Regions from separate parts of the Homo sapiens genome. Here region 1 is linked to region 2. Evidence: chromatin loops called from intact Hi-C (ENCODE). Cell type or tissue: psoas muscle. All regions are shown on one strand. Each heading gives the region's core, and the rest is flanking DNA. Links, peaks and the distances in the headings are about the cores only. Region 1 has its middle 77 kb from the start of LINC00581. Region 2 has its middle 160 kb from the start of LINC00581.

Region 1 (8,337 bases), core at 78-8,077, 81 kb before region 2:
GAAAGAAAATTATCTTGTTATAGAAACCACTTAAGGAAGACCAGGATTGGTCTGCAAATAGTGTGCTACATCATTCAACCACAGGAAGAGAAAAAGGAAACCACATCACTTTACATAACGTTAGTACCTCATATAACCTTCCAGGCCCTCCTCCTCTAGCCAGATTCATCATCTGCCTTTAAAGGATAATAATTTTCTGGAGTAAGACATATCTAGGAAAAGTATACTTTGGATAAAAATAAACGTAACTAATTTATATTCTATGTGCTATATAGCTATGTTTTAGAGCAGAGGGAATACTGGATTGAGTTGGAAGAGTTCACAAGTATTCCAGCTCTCTTTCTGGATAACATTGCCTTCTTTCACCTTTTTAAATTTAGACATGACCACATGAATGGCTTTGACTAATGAAATATGAGCAGAAGTGAGACACATCGCTTTGAGTCAGCTTTGAGAGGAACTGATCATGGCAATATGCACCACTCTAGAACTTTGAGGTACTTAGATCATCAGAGGCCCTCTGCAGACCCACTTTGCATATGCGGTGGGAAACGTTAAGTCACAGAGGTTTGGGGTTTTTCTTTATTGTGGCATATCCTAGCCTGTCCTGAGTAATCCAACACATCCCTTGATATCTAGTATCTTATTTTTGCCTCCTGTGCCTTTTCCCAAATACTACATACTTCCTGTCAACCTAACATGGGAGACAGAATTTAATAAACACACTTGAAAGTGATCATTTCAAAGAGAAAATACATTTAAAGCACAGAGAGCAGCATCAAGAAAAGAGTGATCGTATGTCAGCAGCCGTTTTGGTGGCCATTGCGGGTGTATGGTTTCTGTTTTGCTTTCACAGAGCCTTTCACCATGTTGAATATGACCATCTGCTCCACTTTTTTTTTTGAGACAGAGTCTCACTTTGTCACCAGGCTGGAGTGCAGTGGCGCGATCTTGTCTCACTGCAACCTCTGCCTCCCGGGTTCAAGCGATTCTCCTGCCTCAGCCTCCTGAGTAGCTGGGATTACAGGCGCACCACCACGCCCAGCTAATTTTTATATTTTTTGTAGAGATGGGGTTTCAGCATGTGGGCCAGGGTGGTCTCGATCTCTTGACCTTGTGATCCGCCTGCCTCGGCCTCCCAAAGTGCTGGGATTACAGGCATGAGCCACTGCACCCGGCCTCTGCTCCACTTTTTATCCATGCCAGTTCAAAACTGTAACCGCAGAATAATTTTTAATGAGCAATTTTTCCATGCCCTGGCTTTGGTTGCAGGCAGTTCTCCATTATGTTTGATGTTTGTGGTCCTTATTGGACTGTATTAGAATGGAGACTAACAACTCGGAGAACACCTGCAGTGTCTGAGACTCTGGATCCAACTTTTCCATGCACTTTTTTTTTCAGTTTGTGTGCTAACCACAAGCATGCAGGCATGAAGGATGAATACTAATCAAAAGGGAAAACTGAGTTGGTTATGGCAATGTCTCAGCTGGAAATTCCTCTTGCCACCAGGGCATGTGTCGAACACATGACTATTGCTGGTGGTGGCAGATGCTGTGCACCAGCTGCCTACCAGTCACTTGAAAGTTCATTTATTTATTTTTTTGGTTTCCACTTAATTTGCTATTTTATCAAAATGAAATGTGTACATAATTTTTAAAAATCAAACAATTCTACAAGCCCTATAATGAAAAATTACAGCCCACCGCTGCAATCCCTCCTGACCCTTCGTTTCTACTCCTTGGATTATCCACTTAAAAATCTCATCACTGTTTTTGTTTCCATGTGTCTAACTAACATGCGACTACTGTGTGGCATCATTTTTTAGATATAAATAGATACATTAGGCCGGGCGTGGTGGCTCACGACTGTAATTCCACCACTTTGGGAGGCCAAGGCGGGTGGATCACCTGATGTCAGGAGTTTGAGACCAGCCTGACCAACATGGTGAAACTCTGTCTCTACTAAAAATACACAAATTAGCCGTGTGCCTGTAATCCTAGCTACTCGGGAGGCTGAGGCAGGAGAATTGCTTGAACCCGGGAGGCGGAGGTTGCAGTGAGCTAAGATGGCGCCATTGCATTCAGCCTGGGCAACAGAATGACACTCTGTCTCAAAAAAAAAAAAAAAAAGTATTGATTTTCCATTGCAAAACACAAAAACTTGGCTTTATTGCATTATCACCTTTTCTACACACACACACACATATGCACACAGCATCAATTAGTTTTTGCTGTGTAACAAACCACCCCAAAATTTACTGGCTGAAAGCAACCATTTATTTACTCAAAACTCTGTGGATCAGCAATTTTAACTTGGCTGAGCTGGCCCATCCTTCTAGTCTTGGCTAAGCTCATTTGTGCAGCTGTGGTCCCTTACTGGGTTGGCTGGGGCTGGCTGACTTAAGTGGCCTCAGCTGGGATGGCTCTCCCACACTCCTCGTGCTCTTTTATCCTCTTGCAGGCCAGGCCAGCTTGTTCACATAGAGGATGGTGGGTCTGCAACAGTCTGAGAGGAAGTATGGAAAGCTGCTTGAAGGCCAAGCTCCAAACTGGCTTCCTGGTACATCCACTACATTCACTCCCAAGGCCAGTCCCATTTGACAGGAGGAGAAACAGACTCTGCCTCTTGGGAGGAGATTCTATAAAGTCACACTGCAAACAATACAGGGAGAAGAGAAGAATTGTGGCCATTTTTGCAAACTACCACATCACACAAATAATAGATACACTCATCTGCATATCCCATAACCGCCATTCTCTTTATATAGCTACAAAATCAGATATCACCGATTTGAGTTAAATCAATATTTCCTACTTACCCTATTAAAAGGATAGGGCTTTATTTATAACTAAGCCTCATAAGTGAACTAGGATTTTTTTTTCTTATATAGGGATTTCTGCTGCGATCCTCAGAGCAAATAGTTGTCTTGTTTCGAGTTGTTTGCTTAGTTTTTGTTATGTATTTACCACTAATTCAGCTCCACACTCTGCAGTAAGTATTCATTTGCTAAGAACAAGGACAACAAATGAATTATCAGTTTCTTTGCACCATCACCCCCCTGGATACAGAAGTGCATTCTGGGGCCCTCTGTCCCTAATCCAGACAGGGTGTTCTTCGGGCCTGCTACATAGTAATCACTCTGAGAATGCCCTGTTTCTTGGCTCATAGCAACTTCTTTCTGAATTTTCTCATCTTGGAGGAGCGAATCTTCTAGCATTAATAGATTCCTGGGAAAGATGCATAGGCGGCAATTTTTTGAGACCTTGAGTGTCTGAAAATGCTTATCTCACTTGCAGACTTGTTTGACAGCCTGCGTGGGGGTTCCACGGTGGAAATTACTTTCTTCAAAGTTCTTAAGGCATTGCTCTTCTGCCTTCCAATATTCTTTTTGAGACCTCTGAGGGCTGATCCTTCATCTCTTTATTATTGGACTTCTGAAAAAAGACGCTGAAACCCCGTCTCTACTAAAAATACAAAAAAATTAGCCAGGCGTGGTGGCGGGCGCCTGTAGTCCCAGCTACTCGGGAGGCTGAGGCAGGAGAATGGCGGGAACGCGGGAGGCGGAGCTTGCAGTGAGCCGAGATCGCGCCACTGCACTCCATCCCGGGAGACAGAGCGAGACTCCGTCTCACAAAAAAACAAAAAAACAAAAAAAGACGCTGGCTGGTGTGTCTCAATAGGGGTTTTGTATTCATTCACATTGTAGGGACATTGACTCAATCTGATAATTTTTCTACTTTATTCCGGGACTCCTTTTTTCTGTTTTCTTTAGATAGAGTCTCACTCTGTCGACCAGGCTGGAGTGCAGTGGTGCGATCTCAGCTCACTGCAACCTCCATCTCCTGGGCTCAAGCGATTCTTCTGCTTCAGCTTCCTGAGTAGTTGGGATTACAGGCACCTGCCACCACGCCTGGCTAATTTTTGTATTATTAGTAGAGACGGGGTTTCACCATGTTGGCCAGGCTGGTCTCAAAACTCCTGACCTCAAGTGATCTGCCCACCTCAACTTCCCAAAATACTAGGATTACAGGTGTGAGCCACTGGGCCTGACTTTGTATTTTTGGTAGAGACAGGGTTTCACTATGTTAGACAGGCTGGTCTCAAAATGGGACTTCTATTAAATATCCTTTATGAATACCCTAATTTTATTATCTTTTTTTTCATATTCTAAAACTATTTATTTTGTTTTGTTTTGCTTTGGGGGAATTTTTAAAACTTTTTCTTCTGCCTCTCTATTTAATATTTATTTATTCTATTATATTTTTAAATTATAAAAGCTCTCTTTTTTTGAGACAGGGTCTCACTCTATCACCTAGGCTGGAGTGCAGTGGTGCAATCATGACTCACTGCAGCCTCGATCTTCCTGGGCTCAGGCGATTCTCCTGCCTCAGCCTCCAGAGTAGCTGGGACTACAACCTCACCTGGCTGACATTTTTGGTATTTTTTGTAGAGGCAGGAGTCTCGCTATATTGCCCAGGCTGGTCTCGAACTCCTGGACTTGAGCAATCTGCCCGCCTCAGCTTCCCAAAGTGCTGGGATTGTAGGTGTGAGCCACCACGCCTGGCCAAGAGCTCTTTAAGTCTTCTGAATATTTCTTTTTAAGAGCAATCTGTTCTTGCTTAACAGATGCAATACCTTTTATCTCTGTAAAGGGTTTTGTTTTTTTTTTTTAGTTTGTTTGGGGTTTTGTGTTTGTTTATGCTTCTTGTTTTTTTGTTTTTTTTGAGGTGGGGTCTCACTCTGTTGCCCAGGCTGGAGTGCAGTGGCGCCATCTCTGCTCACTGTAACGTCCCCTCCCATGTTCAAGCGATTCTCCTGCCTCAGCCTACCAAGTAGCTGGGATTACAGGCGTGTACCACCACACCCGGCTAATTTTTGTATTTTTAGTAGAGACAGGGTTTCACCATGTCGGCCAGGCTGGTCTCGAACTCCTGACCTCAAGTGATCCACCTGCCTCAGCCTCCAAAGTGCTGGCATTACAGGCGTGAGCCACCGCACATGGCCTCCCTGAGGGGTTTTTGTGGGTTGTTGTTGTTGTTTTTTACATTTTTTTCCCTGCTCCCTGTATGGTTTCTTCTCTCTGATATGGTTATTGATTTTGGATTTTACCTTTTGTATTAGAGATTTCCCTCAAATATCTGTTGCTCCTTGGCTGTCCATTTTGAATGCCTGTCCCAAAAAGCTATGGTAGTCCAGAGTATAAAAGTGGGATTTGCAAGTGCTGAGATTCGTTGCAGGGTGATTGAGTATTTTGTCGGGTCCCTCCCAGTGTCTGCATTAATTTTCCTTTGCAGCAGTAACAAATCACCACAAACCTGGTGGCTTAAAACACAAGCTTATTATCCAACTGTCGTGGAGATCAGAAGTCTGATATAGACTTGCTGGGCTAAAATTAGGATGTTGACTGGGCTGCATTCCTTTCTGGAGCCTCCAGGGAATAATCCATTTTCTTTCTTCTTCCAGCCTGAAGAAGCCACCTATACTCCTTGACTTGACTTTTTTTTTTTTTTTTTTTTGAGACAGAGTTTCACTCTTGTTGCCCAGGCTGGAGTGCAGTGGCGCAATCTCGGCTCACCGCAACCTCCACCTCCCGGGTTCAAGCAATTCTCCTGCCTCAGTCTCCCGAGTAGCTGGCATTACAGGCACATGCCATCAGGCCCGGCTAATTTTTGTATTTTTAATAAAGAAAGGGTTTCATCATGTTGGCCAGGCTGGTCTCAAACTCCTGACCTCAAGTGATCCGCACACTTTGGCCTCCCAAAGTGCTGGGATTACAAGGATGAGCCACCATGCCCAGCCTATTCCTTGACTTTTGACCATCTACCTTCATCTTCAAAGCCAGCAACAAAAGGCCAAGACTTTCTCACATCACATGACACTGCCTGTCTCTCCTGCTTCTCTCTTCCATTTTTTTTTATTTTGAGACGGAGTCTCGCACTGTCACCCAGGCTAGAGTGCAACGGCGTGATCTCGGCTCACTGCAAGCTTTGCCTCCCAGGTTCAAGTGATTCTTCTGCTTCAGCCTCCTGAGTAGCTGGGATTACAGGCGCCCGCCACCATGCCTGGCTAATTTTTTGTATTTTTAGTAGAGACAGGGTTTCACCATGTTGGCCAGGCTGGTCTCGAACTCCTGACCTCGTCATCTGCCTGCCTCGGCCTCCCAAAGTGCTAGGATTACAGGTGTCAGCCACTGCACCAGGCCTCTGTCTTCCATTTTTAAGAAACTTTGTGGGCCGGGCATGGCGACTCATGCCTGTAATTCCAGCACTTTGGGAGCCTGAAGCGGGTGGATCACCTGAGGTCAGGAGTTTGAGACCTGCCTGGCCAACATGATGAAACCGCATCTCTACTAAAAGTACAAAAATTAGCCAGGCATGGTGGTGGGCGCCTGTAATCCCAGGTACTTGGGAGGCTGAGGCAGGAGAAACGCTTGAACCCAGGAGGCAGAGGTTGCAGTGAGCCGAGATCATACCATTACACTCCAGCTTGGGCGACAAGAGCAAGACTCCGTCTCAAAAAAAAAAAAAAAAAAGAAAAAGAAGCTTTGTGATTACACTGAGCCTCTCAGATAACCTAAAATACTCTCCCTATGTCAAGAGCAGCTAGTTAACAACTTTAATCCATCTGCCACCTTAATTCCCCTTTGCATCTAAGCTAACATACTCACTGGTTTCAGAGATTAGAACATGAACATTATTGTTTACCACGGTATCTACAGATACTTTCTCTTCAGCTGATCAGTTTACTCAAAGAAGAATTCCCTCTTCCCCTCTTCCCCTGCCAATTCCTCTGCAAGCCTGGCTGCCAGCATCCTAGGGACAAGAGGAAGTTGGTGCTGGTGATGCCACTATTTGGTTTGGAGGTGCCCCCCCCCCCAGTCTCTCTAGTTTCCAGTTGACACCAGTGCCCTCAGCTGCGCCCAGTATTCCCCAGTCCAGAACGTTCTCAATCAACCTCTTTTGAGAATAAACCTCCAGTCCCGTGGTAACTGCAGAAGGGGGGATAGTAGCTGGCAATGCAGGATACCATAGAGAATATAAAGGTCAATAGACTCTTAACCTCCCCTCCCCTCCCCTCCCTTCGTCTCCCCTCCTCTTTTCTTCTTTTGAGGTGGAGTCTCACTCTGTCACCCAGGCTGAAGTGCAGTGGTGCTATCTCGGCTCATTGCAACCTCTACCTCCTAGGTTTAAGTGATTCTCCTGCCTCAGCCTCCCAAGTAACTGGGATTACGGGTGCCCGCCACCAAGCCCAGTTAATTTTTGTACTTTTAGTAGAGACGGGGTTTCACCAGAAGAAGAACTCCTAACTTCAAGTGGTCTGGCTGCCTTGGCCTCCCAAAGTGCTGGGATTATAGGCATTTTAAGCCACCACGCCCAGCCTACTCTTCCTATTTTCAATCTTGCCCACACTGGTTCGGAGGCAGCTGGTGCCTCTATTGCTGACACTCTCCAGGGTTCTATGGCTCCGTTCAAGCTGATGTTTGGCTTTACTTCTCCTGTCTAGCAAGTCAGTTATTGCCCGTCCTGCTGCAAGGTAGCTTTTGAAATACTGGTATTTCCTCTTTTTTTCCTAGAGTCCCAGTTGAGTGTATTTTGTGTTAGAGTTAGCCTAACTCTAATTGTGTTAGGCTGTTCTTGCATTGGTATAAAGATATACCTGAGACTGGGTAATTTATAAAGAAAAGAGGTTTGATTGGCTCATGGTTCTGCAGGTTTTATAGGAAGTATGGTGCTGGCATCTACTCGGCTTCTGGGAAGGCCTCAGGAAACTTACAATCCTGATGGAAAGCAAAGGGGAGCTGTATATCGCACCGGAAGAGCAGGAGCAACAAAGAGAGTAGGGGGAGGTGCCACACACTTATAAACCACCAGATCTCACAAGAACTCACTCAGTATTGTAAGGACAGCACCCAGCCATGAGGGATCCACCCCCATGACCCAACTGGATCATGTTAATTTTTGTATTTTTAGTAGAGACGGGGTTTCACCATGTTGGCCAACCTGGTCTCGAACTCCTAACTTCAAGTGATCTGCCTGCCTCACCTCCAGAATTGGGGATTGCATTTTAACATGAGATTCGGGGGGACAAATATCCAAACTATACCACTGACTGTCATCTTAGGGGGACTTTGAGAAGGATTGGAAATATACATATAGATATAGATACAGATATTTTTAATTTGCCATGTTTAGCTAGAAGTCCCTATGGTTTGTTTCTTAGGAGTGCTGTGTAACTGTGGAACCAATTAGGTTCTTTGTTCTGCATGAAAATCAGTTTCTATTAGTCTTCATTAAACACCAGTGACAAGAGTTCCGTTTTTTTTGTTGTTGTTGTTTG
Region 2 (8,337 bases), core at 67-8,066:
TTGTCTCCTTGAGGAAGTCCCCGTGGCTACCTGAGAAAACAAGATATCGGGGACAATGTACTCTTTGAGCCATAGTGAAGAACTGGGGCCTGCCACTATGATATAAAGATATAGTACATGTCTGTCAGCAATGTCCTACCTGGCCTGAACGCCCCAGGCCCTGGCTGCCTGATACCTAAAAGATGGTCAGGGGCTGGAGCCCAGTGCAACAGTGGCAGGTGACTACATAGGGCCTTTGCTTCTGATGGCTGCCACTATGCCTTGACTGTGCAGACACCTGCACGGGGCAGCTGCAGGCATATCCCAGCAAGCATGCTACCCGGAAAAACCACCATGAAAGGACTAGAGCAGCTGTGTGCAGCCTACAGTGTCCCCACTAATATTGACAGTGATCAGGGCTTGTAATTACCAGACATACAGTGCAGCCTGCAGTGTCCCCACCAATATCGACAGCGATCAGGGCTTGTAATTATCAGACATACAGTACAGAAATGGGTGGAGGCCCTGGATAGCCACCGGCATTTCCACTTGCAGATAGCCCTACAGCAACACGGCTGATTGAACAGATGAATGGACTGTTGAAGTGACAACTCTGGCAGGAGGTGCACTTTCTGGTTCTGTGGACATGCTGCTTACCAGCAGCCATCCACACCCTGAATGAGCATGCGCGTTCTCGTCACTCCAGGCTGTACACTGTTCTGATGCAAGGACCTGATCCCCCCGTCAGGATCCAGGGAGGCAGGCTAAGGGACAGTACACTTTTGTCCCAACCTGGGATTCAAGGTAACCTGCTATTGCCCTTGCCACAGGACCTATGTACCAGCAAGCACATCATTACATGGCCCTGAAAATGGCAAACCAGTCCCTGATGGTTTGGTTTTTCTGCTCCATGGGGGAAGGGCCTGGAATAGGATATACAGGTCACACCCACTTTACACCCTACTCTTCCTCATACTTCTAAAATAATGAATCCTGGTCCTCCCTTTGTGCAAGGGGATGATCATCCTCTCATTACGGAACATTATGATACCCCCAGGTCTTACTCTGACCTCCCATAACATGTGGCAGAGCGGGGCAATCCATTTGGTATCGTAAACCAGGCACCTGGCCATGGTCAGGGGTGGCGCTCTCTCAGAATGACACAACTTCCTGTGTCTTGTTAAATGGCCATGACTTGCCCTTTCTTGTACCCACTAAACATCTCACCTTTTGCCCATAGATGGTGCACAGCAAACCTCTTTGCGGACTGGGTACAGATAGTGATCTCTCTCCAGAACAAAACAGACTGTTGGGTCTGCAGAAAGCTGCCCCTCTCTCCACCACCGCGGGCCTGCCACGATACATCCAAGCAGCTAACCTGAGTCCCTGGAGCCACTTCTGTACTTGGTATAATGACCATCACCCATTTCCCTTTAGCAACAACAGCACCTCACGCAGTGAGTTTCCCACCATCAACAAGACGAGATGACGTATTTTCTGCCTAGTATGGGAGCCAGTTAATGTTACCCCCGCTGGGGGGTACACTGTATACGATGGGCTGAGGTAGACAATGGTAGTGCAGATCCAGGAGTGGGTCACACACCCTTCTTTGTAAAATCACATGGCCCTGGACATCTTGCTTGCCAGGGCAGAACCTGTGCATTAATTAAAACTGAATATTGGGCCGGGTGTGGTGGCTGATGCCTGCAATCCTAGCACTTTGGGAGGCTGAGGTGGGCGGATCACTTGAGCTTAGGAGTTCATGACCAGCCTGGCAACATGGCAAAACCTCATCTCCACAAAAAATACAAAAAATTAGCTGGGCATGGTGGCATGTGCCTGTAGTCGCGGCTGCTGGGGGACTGAGGTGAGAGGATCGCTTGAGCTTGGGAGGTCAAAGCTGCATTGAGCCAAGATTGTGCCACTGCACTCCAACCTGGGCAAAAAACTGGGACCCTGTCTCAAAAACAAACATGAATGTTTTTTATATATATCCCTAATGACTCTCACAATGTAACCCATACTATACAGGTCCTAAATACTGATATTTCCACTATAGAATCCCTGTCATCCAATCCTATAACTATGTGGTTCAATCAACTCTCAAGTGCTTGGAAAAACTTTCTATATGGTATGATTGCTATTATATTCATTATTCTTTGTTGTTGTTATAGTTTGTATTGCTGCCGCAGTGTCTGGCTGCAATGATCCTCTGCATACCTGGCCCCAGGGAACTTGTGGAAGAATGGTGTGATAAGAATGTGAGGGCCACTCCGGGGTATGCTGGGATGTAGCATACCCTCAAGCGGCCTGACAGCAATAATGTAATTTAGGCATAACTTGAGAGTGACCCTGTGGTCTAAGAAGAATGTGTATTCAGAATTCTGAGCTAAGGAATCAATCTGGGAGTGGCCAACCCACAAATTTATTCCCTATCTATGAGGAACGTCTGAACCCCTTTCCCATCCTGTGGAATATGGGCCATACAGGGGATTGAGGCCCCTTTGTTTTGGGTTAAATGAAGGTTGCCAGGTGGAGGGTGCTAAGTGAAAATACTATACAAACTGCATGTTTTTTACAAGAGGCTGAGGCTCTCCTGTCCAGCCCACCGCCACTGGACAGCCCTCCATGTAAGTCCCCTCAATAAACCCCATGTCTCTTTTGCTGGCTCTGGGTCTCTTCCTCAGCTTCTTGAACATGATGCCATCCCTACTGAAGTCAGCGGGGGTCTAGCACAGAACCCCATTATCCCCCCAGTTTCCATGGATCCAACATAAAGATGGTCTTCAGATCTGTTCCATATCTTTCTCTCTACCACAAGAGGAAGTTAATATATATGTTTCTCCCAAAAGTGTCTTTGAGCACCCAAAAGTACTAGAGTCTTGCCTTCTTCCTTGTGTGATTATGAATATGTTGAAAAGTAGTGTGTGGAGAAGTCAGTCGCCAAGAGAAAACAGGATTTTCTGGCCAAGTTCAAAGTCCCGAGCAGATCCCATGACTTCCTCCCTGCAGGGCTCCATCTATTTTCTCACAGTAAACACAGTCAGTCCCCAGGTGATCTCTCTGTTTCTGTCATAATCTCCTAGGATGAATACATTGTACTTTCCCACATGACTGGAGCGATCCTGCTTGTCACTGTTCCACTTTCTGGGCCTCACTTTGGATTAAACTGGTCTGGTAGTTGAAGCTCTGTGATAACCAAATTCTATTACTAAACCTGTTTAAGAAACCCCCATCTATTTTTAGTGTTGATGTCAGCCATTTCTAGGTCAGAGGTATAATGTGTCTAGCAGAGGGATCCTCCTGGTTGTAACAATATTTCTAAAATTGACCATTGCAGTTAAGAAAGCCAGCATGAATAGAATTATTTTCCCTCCGGCAGTCATATTCTCTTTCATGCTCTCTTTTGCCTTCACTCTTATAAACCCTCAGGGGTCGTCCCTGTTATACCCAGAGACACCCAGAAGACAAAACTTAGCCCCTTCTCCAATTCCTTTAATAAATCTACTTGAGGCAGACATCTGACCATTTTTTTTTTCTTTACAGATTTTACTGGAGATTTGTGGTTTTGCAGGGAGGATCACATGGCACATGGCAGATCACACAGCCTTCAACTATATTCCTTTCTCCTTTTTATCCCCACCCGTATGTACCACATTGAAAATAATGAATTAAATCTTCAGAAAATAATGATCTCAAAGGAACCATCACGAAAATGCATCATTTCTCTCATGTCACTTTTAACTGGAAACCTTCACAAATCAATGGTTCCCATGCTTAATGAAAACAAAGACTTTCAGGCCGGGTGCGGTGGCTCATGCCTGTAATCCCAGCATTTTGAAAGGCCAAGGTGGGCGGATCACCTGAGGTCAGGAGTTCAAGAACAGCGTGGCCAACATGGCAAAAGCCTGTCTCTACTAAAAATACAAAAAAAAAAAAAAAAAAAAAAAAAAAAAAAAAAAAAATTAGCCAGGTGTGGTGGCGGGCACCTGTAATCCCAGCTATTTGGGAGGCTGAGGCAGGAGAATCACTTGAACCCGGGAGGTTGAGGTTGCAGTGAGCCAAGATTGTGCCACTGCACTCCAGCCCAGGTGACAGAGCAAGACTCTGTCAAAAAAAAAAAAAAAAAAAAGAGAGAGAAAAGAAAAGAAAAAAACCCCTTTCAGATGAGTTTCTCTCTTTATTTTTTCTTTCTGATCTTTAAAAAAAACTCCACTCTTTAATGACTCAATGTCCAGAGCAGACCCAAACACACACTCAGGCTCTGCTTGCATGGTATGGGCCCAAAGTGCCACAGCTCTGGCAGTTGACTCTTCTCACCCTGGGAATGGTTTCTCCAAAAAATAAAAACGATTGTGTTTTTTTAAATAGACTTTATGGCTAAGTGCTGTGACTCACGCCTGTAATCCCAACACTTTGGGAGGCCGAGATGGGCAGATCACGAGGTCAGGAGATCGAGACCATCCTGGCTAACACAGTGAAACCCGGTCTCTACTAAAAATACAAAAAATTAGCCAGGCATGGTGGTGGGCGCCTGTAGTCCCAGCTACTTGGGAGGCTGAGACAGACTTGAACCCAGGAGGCGGAAGTTGCAGTGAGCCGAGATCACACCACTGCATTCCAGCCTGAGTGACAGAGCGAGACTCCATCTAAAAAAAAAAAAATAGACTTTATGTTTTAGAGCAGTTTAAAGTTCAAAGTTAAAATTGAGCGGAAGGTACAGAGACTTCCCATAGACCCTCTGTGCCTACCCCCATTCATGCACAGACTCTGTCATTATCAACATCCCACTAAACTGGTACATTCATTGCAATTGATGAGCCTACACTGACACATCATCATCACCGAAAGTCCATGGTTTACATGAGAATTCTCTCTTGGTGAATGGAAGCATTTTTAGCAAAGTGTTCTGTGACATCTGTGATGTGGGCTCTGCCATAGCTTATGAATTGATGCTCGCCTTCCTTCCCCCATCAGAAGACATACAACACGAAGGTAAAGGCCTCAATTACAAATTCGTTGTAATTCTGACAGCCTTCAATATTCTGCATAGCCACTGTGATGCATTTATCCCGAAGTTCTGGAATATACAAAATCCTCTGCTGACTTGACTTCATTATTTTTTTTAATTTATTTATTTTGAGATGGAGTCTCGCTCTGTTGCCAGGCTGGAGTGCAGTGGCACAATCTTGGCTCACTGCAACCTTCGCCTCCCAGGTTCAAGCGATTCTCCTGCCTCAGCCTCCCAAGTAGCTGGGACTACAGGCACATGTCACCATGCCTGGCTAATTTTTGTATTTTTAGTAGAGACGGGGTTTCACCATGTTGGCCAGGATGGTCTCGATCTCTTGACCTTGTGATCCACTAGCCTCAGCCTCCCAAAGTGCTGAAATTACAGGCGTGAGCCACCGTGCCTGGCCGACATGACTTTAAATAAATCATTAGGGGCTGTTTTCTTGACATTATGTGGGTGAACTTTCAGGAGAGGGATTGTCTTGCCCTACAAGGCTAGCCAGTGGGAAACACTGATATTACTTAAGCAATACCAGATGCAGGCCGTTCAACTCAAACTGCATTGTGATAGCATCGAAATGCAGGGTAACAAGTTACAAGTGCTGTTCACAAAAAAAGAGAGTCTTGTCCCTGCTTCTTTCATTACATCTGGATCCTCAATTTATTTCTAAAATAGTCTTAGTTCCAAAGCAAACACACTCCAGTTAATGTGCCCTGAGATGTGTTTCTTAACCAACCAGTCCTTGACAGCTGAGCTCTGTGGACACTTGAAGACAACAGCTATTGTTGAGTTTCTCACTGTGCAGTTGGAAGAGCCCTTTGTGTTTAAATGACTCCAAAGACTGAACTCACTTTAGTTGACTTTCTCAGGAAGCTCATGGGTAGTAAACTGTGAGAATTTGGGGAACAGTTCAGCTTATTACTTCATAACCCCTGACACTCTTGCTAACACGCTGAAGACAGAAAATATAGCTTCTGGGGACATCGAAATCCAAGACAAGAAGGAGGCAACTGGCACTTGTTGTAAGTTTGTGGAAAAGCAGGTTTTCTTTTTGGAATCATGGCTAACTTAAGTGATCAAAAGACTGAAAATTATTCTTTCCACTTGGCTTTCCACAATGAATAAAACTCATTTCAACACAATTAAGGAGAGTGCTTCCTTAGTTTTGCTTTCTTAAAAATAAAGCTTGGTCACACAACTTAACTTTGTAAAATGCGATTTTAAAAATTATTATCTTTGGCTGGTAGAACTAAGGGTGATATATTTCGGCATTTTCACTTCTTTCTAATATCTAAGTAGTCTGTAATAGGTGTGTGGTGCTTTTATCTTTTTTTTTTTTTTTTTTTTTTTGAGATAGTGTCTCACTCAGTTGCCCAGCCTGGAGTGCAAAGATGGAATCTTGGCTCACTGCAACCTCTGCCTCCCCGGTTCAAGAGATTCTCCCACCTCAGCCTCCCTAGTAGCTAGTACTACAGGCGTACACCACCATGCCTGGCTGATTTTCGTATTTTTTGGTAGAGACAGGGTTTCACCTTGTTGGTCGGGCTGGCCTCAAACTCCTGGCCTCAGGTGATCTGTCCACCTCAGCCTCCCAAAGTGCTGGGATTACAGGCATGAGCCACCGCGCCCGGCCTCCTTTTATCATTTTTAAATCTTGTTTGCAAATATTAATACATATATATTGAAAAACCCTAGGGTTCTTATAAGACAAATTGAAAACTGTTTTTAACCTCCTTATGGACTAAAGGTAGGGACAAGCAGGTTGATTTATTTTAATGATGCTACAAACTGTCCTAAAACAATTTGTCCACTCACAATTAGTCTCCAGAGGCTTGAGGCAGCAGTGCACAGATAAATGTTTAATGACCAGTTTCCCAGGGGGAAAAAAAAGAAAAAGCCCTGATTTGTAGCATTTGTCTATTTCAAGCTAACTCATGATGTCACTGAGCACAGAGTTGAGAAGAAATGTGCATAATCACCTCTTACTCACACATACACACGTATGTGCATGCGTACACATGGGCACACACACTCGTCACTAGGGATATGTTACAATGAAAGCAAATCGTGGACTGATTCTGCAAATATTTATTAGTAAACAGGCACACGCACAGTCACATCAGGTTGTCTGGAAGGTGAATAAAGTCCTAGGTCTCTGCCCTTTTAAGCAGCCCAACAAGAGATTTCTGGAAAAGACTCACTTAAGGCATATATTCCCAAATCCTAGCAGCAGGATTCAGTTTACTTTCCTGTGGGTTTCAGGTAACAGAATCAGGGCCAAACCAAATGAGATTCTGAAGAGTGTAAGCTACTAGGATCACTGCATTCCTACAGCCTGCTTGTGCTAGGGCAGAGGTGCCTGTAGACTACTGCTAGCCAGCCCAAACATCTTGAACACCATTCATCTCAACAAAAAAAGTATTTTTTAACACCTTTTATGCTAAAGCACAAAGCCTGTACTGCTGATAGAGACAGCCAGGAGACGATGCCTTGAAGGAGCTCCCTCTGGACTGTGGACCAAAGGACTGTGAATGCAAACCAACCATCTAGGGTTGGAGTAGAGGGTGTTTCTGATCAGGTCACATAATAACCACTTCACAGGAGAGATTAAAACTAACATTTGTGTACCTCACAGTCTGTCCCTGGTGAGCACGTAAGGCCCTAGAACTAAGCCAAGGTGGTTTTATCCTCATCACGCACACTTGCCAGGATCTGCCCTCTGGGGCAGCACCCCTCCTGTCCCCTTTGGGGCCTGTCTCTGTATGGAAAGGAAGATCCAGGAGCCAGAAGGCCCTCAAGTCCACAGATTGGGCCAGCCGCCACACTTACCTAGTCTGGTCTCTGGATTTGCCCATACGACAAGTCTCTGTTCTGAGTCTTTGTCAATGGACTTAGGTAAGTGGCTAAGGATTTGAAAGCATAGAAGGCACATGGGAGGGCTTTTTTGGGAGAAGAAAACGTGGTAGATGATAGAAAATAGCTGAGTTGGCTGGGCACAGTCGTTCACACCTATAATCCCAGTGCTTTGGGAGGCCAAGCCTGGGGGACTGTTTAAGGCCAGGAGTTCAAGACCAGCCTGGGCAACATAGCAAGATCCCCATCTCTAACAAAAAATTTGTTTTTAAATAACTGGGCATGGTGGTGCATACCTGTAGCCCTAGCTACTTAAGAGGCTGAGGCAGGAGGATCCCTTGAGCTCAGGAAGTTGAGGCTGCAATACGCTATGATTGCACCACTGCACTCCAGTCTAGGTGGCAGAGCAAGACCCTGTCTCTAAAAGAAAGAAAGGAAGAAACTAGCTGAACGGCCCACAGAACACCTAGGCTTGAACATCAACACTGAAG

What was found. A loop is a pair of places that touch in the nucleus more often than their neighbours do. Peaks named below come from ENCODE experiments on the same cell type or tissue, not always from the same donor. Only the 100,000 strongest peaks of a DNase experiment are listed, where the experiment ranks them.
Region 1: a loop joins it to region 2, with 2.2 times the contacts of the local background. A loop is called at or near these places in 1 of 110 quality-filtered maps.

What each region holds. Positions count from the first base shown.
Region 1 is chr6:21,430,895-21,439,231 of GRCh38, reverse strand. No RefSeq gene overlaps it. Among named protein-coding and RNA genes, the nearest start is that of LINC00581, 77 kb to the left of the region's middle. In psoas muscle, for the core only: no CTCF peak of the experiment used is centred there; no DNase peak of the experiment used is centred there; H3K27ac peaks cover 1,606 bases.
Region 2 is chr6:21,349,757-21,358,093 of GRCh38, reverse strand. No RefSeq gene overlaps it. Among named protein-coding and RNA genes, the nearest start is that of LINC00581, 160 kb to the left of the region's middle. In psoas muscle, for the core only: no CTCF peak of the experiment used is centred there; no DNase peak of the experiment used is centred there; H3K27ac peaks cover 3,656 bases.